2 separate regions of the Homo sapiens genome follow, and region 1 is linked to region 2. Evidence: read pairs that join two places in POLR2A ChIA-PET (ENCODE). Cell type or tissue: Panc1. All regions are shown on one strand.

Region 1 (2,500 bases), 300 kb after region 2:
TGAGAACCAAGAAGAGCTTGTTAAGACCCTCGAGTGAGGCTGCAGCACATCAAAGCCCATAGTTGCTTCTGGAGAGAGTTTGAGAAGGGCCCAGGGCAGCCTTACATGCTCCCTTTTGCTCTGACCTTTAGTAACATTTCCGAATAAAACTGTGACATGTTGCTTATGTTTCAGACTAAAGATGAAGTAAAAACAGGTCAGGTTGCCCAGACCTAAACAAGGAGCAGATGGACAAAAATTGCGTCACTCCCTCCCATCTGTCTCAGTCCTCCAGGAGAAACCCTGGTGGGCATCATCCAAAACTTTGGTCCCCCAGACCCCTGATTTCTCTAGGCTGAGCAAAGAAGCAGATTCTGGGGGCAGATTATGGAGGGGCACAGATATCGGAGACTTGGAGACATATGGTCCTGGATTTGCATTCCAGCTCTCTCATAGTTTGTATATGAAAGCTGATCCTATATCCTGGTTTGCCTAGTACAGTCCCAGTTCAGCCCTACTGACTCTGTGGAATGAATATTAGCATCTCCTTTCCCTTTCGAACGTGTTCCTGTTTGGATGAGAAATTGCAATGTCATCCTGTAGATATGTGACCTTTGCTGCAATATCTTTTGAACCCCAGTTTCCACATCTGAAAAATGGGAATCATCATTTACATATTTCAAGATCATTGTTGATAATTTACACATGATTTAAATGGAAATGGAAATTAAATAAGACATAAAGTCTATTTATTTATTTAAAGACAGGGTCTCACTCTTTTCCCCAGGCTGGAGTGAGTGCTGGGATCGTAGCTCACTGCAGCCTTGAACTCCTGGACTCAAGGGATCCTCCAACTTCAGCCTGTTGAGCACTTGGGACTACAGGTGCTTGTCGCCACACCCTGCTTTCTTGTTATTGCTGTTTGTTGAGTTGGGGGTCTCACTTTGTTGCCCAGGCTAAAGCTGGTAATTTAATATCAGCATTGCTCTGGTTTATGCATCTATCATTTTTTTTCTTCAAAGTATTTTAACAAACTCTTAGCTGATTTTGTGACCTCCAGTCCAGTGGTTCTCAGATCTTAGGGAACATTAGAATCACCTGCAGGTCTTGTGAAAACAAACTGATGGGCCGCACTCCCAGATTTTCTGATTCAGTGGGTTTGTGGTGGGGTGAGACTGTGCATTTCTAACAAGCTCCCAGGTGAAGCTGTGGTCTGGGACCACAGTTTGAGAACCACTGATCCAGTTTCTCCCCATCCATCCATCTCTATGCTTCTGCCAGAATGATCTTTTCGAAACACTGATCAGTCCATACTGCTTACACTGCTTAAAACCTTCAAATGGCTCCCTAGTGGCCTCAAGAAAAAGCCTACCTCCTTAGGTGGGCACTCGAGACCTCACCCCTCTTACCTGTCACCCTGATCTCCAGGCGCAGTGCTCGGCTTGCTGGCCCAGGTAGCTTTCCCTCCAAGAGGCAGGCTGCACTAGGGAAGGGCACAGGCATCAGACAGGCCTGGGTTTGAATTCCAGCCCTGGCATGGGCTCTCTGCTGTGACTTTAGGCAAGTAACTTACCTCTCTTGTGCATATGGGAAAACTGAGGCTTAACAAGTTCAAGAATTCTTACCTCTATGTGGAGCTGGAAAAGCTAAATGAACTGTCTGGGGAGCATGTGCCATGCCTGCTCCATGGCAGGTGATCCTCAGCCTGATGTCTTCTCAGGGCCTGTCTGTTTAGTCTCTAAGACCTCACCCTGCTGTCTCCTCCCTACTGTGTGGCTTGCCTCCCTCCCCCTAGTTCTGATGGCTCTTGCTGACAGAATCTGTGAAGTACCATGTGAAGGGCACACACAAGGCCAGATCTCTGTGAGGGGATGGTCAGGGAGGACTTCCTGGAGGAAAGCCATAACAGGTTATCAGCCTCCAAGATGGTCCCCAGTGGTCCTGCCTCCTGGTACTCACTCCATTGTGTAGTCCCCTCCCACACTGTCCCTGGGTGGGACCAGTGGTATATGGCAGAAGTGATGATATGTCACTTCTAATATTAGGTTATAAATACTACTTTTCTGTGTTGGTGCCTCTTGCTTTCTCTTGATCACCTGCCCTGGGGGAAGCCAGCTGCCATGTTGTGGGGCTGTGGCCAGGAACTGAGGCCTCCCACCAACAGCCATGTGTGTCAGCCATTGAGAAAGCAGATCTTTCAGCTGTTGTCAAACTTTTGGGTAACTGCAACCTCATGAGAGACCCTGAACCAGAACCATCCAGCCTAGCTGCTCCTAGATTCTGGATGCATCAGTACCATGTGAGATAATGAGTACTGTTCCAAGTTGCTAAATTTTGGACTAATTTGTTATTCAGCAATAGATAACTAATACATGAGGCTTGGAAAAGTTAAAGGCACACAGATTGTAAGGAGCAAAGATAGAAATGGATACCTGAATTTTTGGCTCCCTCGTCCTTGCTAACACACTGTAAGGTAAGGGGATGTGCTTTGGTCAAGGAATAGGCTGAGGCAGACATCCAG
Region 2 (2,500 bases):
AAAATCTAGAAAATGTTGAGAGGATTTTTAAAAATTTAAATTACATTCAATTCCCATACATCTTTCTCTAGAAAGGTTCTAAAGGAAAAGAAAAAAATAGCTACATAGAGAAGTAAGGTATGATGAACTATCTTGAAGACTGAGGGTTTTCTACTGTTAATAAGTAAGTTTTCAAATTATAGATTGAATATCTACTTTGAGCCAGGCTGAGGACTAGGGAGACAATTGTGAGAAAAACATTACACAATTTCTACCCCTTTGGATCTTACTGTCTATAATAAAGGGAAATAGACAAATAATAGTCATAAAGCATGATAGACGCTTTGATGGGGGAATTTCAGGATATAAGGGGCAAATTTCTGCCCTCTGTGGGGGTAATTACCAAGTCTAGGAAAACTGAAAATTTTCCCAGAGAAGACGACGTTCAAACTATAATCTGACGTAAGGTTGGAAAGCCAGGAAAAGGAATATGAAATGAAGGGAGAAAGTTCCAAAGAACGGGAACAACATGTGCAAAGGTCCTGTTGTGGGTGAGAATAAAGCAATTTGGAGGAATTAAAAGCCAGTGGAGTATAGAATTCTAGAGAGATATGGATTGAGCATTCCTAACCTGAAATCTGAAATGCTCCAAAATCTGAAAAAAAAAAGTATTTTCTTATTCTTTTTTGTCTTCTTATTAAGAGATGGGGTTTCACCATGTTGCTCAGGCTGGTCTCAAACTCCTGAGCTCAAGTGATCTTCTCACCTCGGCCTCCCAAAGTGCTGGGATAACAGGCATGTGTGAGCCACTGCACCCAGCCCAAAATTTGAATTTTTTTTTTTTTTTTTTTTGGAGACAGAGTCTCACTCTGTCACCCAGGCTGGAGTGCAGTGGCACCATCTCGGCTCACTGCAACCTCTGCTGCAGGTTCAAGCAATTCTCCTGTCTCAGCCTCCTGAGTAGCTGGGATTACAGGCATCTGCCACCATGTCCAACTAATTTTTGTATTTTTAGTAGAGGCGAGGTTTCACCATGTTGGCCAGGCTGGTCTCAAGCTCCTGACCTCAAGTGATCTGCCTCCCTTGGCCTACCAAAATGCTGAGATTACAGGTGTGAGCCACCATGCCCAGCCCCCAAAATTTGAAAACTTGAGTGGTGACGTGATGCCACAAGTGGAGAACTCTGCACTTGACTTCATGTGATGGATTGCAGACAAAACATGGGTAGAAACTGAAAGCCTGCCATTGTTTGTTATTGTTGTTGTTTAACAGCTAATATAGGTATTCTGGGGATGATACTGCCCTATTTAGGTACCCTGAACACATTATTTTTTCACTGTATTAAGGGTATGCCATACTTTTTACTGTTAAGTACTTAAGTGTGAATGGTATAAGAAAAAAATTGCTTATGGGTAGCATATATATTCAGAGACAGGAATGATGATGATGCCAGACAATCACAGATTGTCCATATCAGTAGCTCACATGGTGACACCTCTGCTTTCTGATGGTTCAATGTATACAAACTTTGTTTCATGCATAAAATTAAAAATTTGTATTAGGTCGGTGCAAAAGTAATTGAGGTTTTGCCTTTAAAAGCAATGGCAAAAACTTCAATTACTTTTGCATCGACCTAGTATAAAATTATCTTCAGGCAGGGAGTGATAGCTCACACCTGTAATTCCAGCAGTTTGAAAGGCCAAGGCAGGCAGATCACCTGAGGTCAGGACTTCGAGACAACCCTGGCCAGTATGGTGAAACCTTGTCTCTGCTAAAAATACAAAAAATTAGCCAGGCATGGTGGTGGGCGCCTGTAATCCCAGCTATTTGGGAGGCTGAGGTAGGAGAATCGCTTGAACCCAGGAGATGGAAGTTGCAGTGAGCTAAGATTGCACCATTGCACTCCAGCCTGAGCAACAAGAGTGAAACTCCATCTGAAAAAAAAAAAATTAGCTGGGCGTGGTGGCATACACTTGTGAGCTCAGCTACACGGGAGCTGAGGCAGGATAATTGCTTGAACCCAGGAGGTGAAGGTTGCAGTGAGCTGAGATTGCTCCACTGTACTCCAGCCTGGGCGACAGAGGGAGACTCCGTCTCAATCAATCAATCAATCAATCAGTCAATACAATTATCTTCAGCTTAGGTGTATAAGGTGTGTTTAAAGGCTGGGCGCAGTGGCTCATGCCTGTAATCCCAGCACTTTGGGAGGCCAAGACAGGTGGATCACAAGGTCAGCAGATCAAGACCATCCTGGCTAACATGGTGAAACCCCGTCTCTACTAAAAATACCAAAAAAAAATTAGCCAACATGGTGGCACGCACCTGTAGTCCCAGCTACTCGAGAGGCTGAGGCAGGAGAATCGCTTGAACCTGGAAGGCGGAGGTTGCAGTGAGCCAAGATCACGCCACTGCACTCCATCCTGGGCGACAGAGTGAGACTCTGTCTAAGAAATAAATAAGTAAATAAATAAAAATAAGATTTGTATAAAACAAATGACTTTTGTGTTTATACTTGGGTCTC

The links. Peaks named below come from ENCODE experiments on the same cell type or tissue, not always from the same donor. Only the 100,000 strongest peaks of a DNase experiment are listed, where the experiment ranks them.
Region 1: POLR2A ChIA-PET joins it to region 2 with 7 read pairs; 1 of 35 experiments calls an interaction of 5 or more read pairs at or near these places.

Annotation. Positions count from the first base shown.
Region 1 is chr1:55,519,938-55,522,437 of GRCh38, forward strand. No RefSeq gene overlaps it. Among named protein-coding and RNA genes, the nearest start is that of MIR4422, 300 kb to the left of the region's middle. In Panc1, no CTCF peak of the experiment used is centred here; no DNase peak of the experiment used is centred here; H3K27ac peaks cover 487 bases.
Region 2 is chr1:55,218,028-55,220,527 of GRCh38, forward strand. All of the region lies in intron 1 of MIR4422HG (MIR4422 host gene), which reads left to right. Among named protein-coding and RNA genes, the nearest start is that of MIR4422HG, 1.4 kb to the left of the region's middle. In Panc1, no CTCF peak of the experiment used is centred here; no DNase peak of the experiment used is centred here.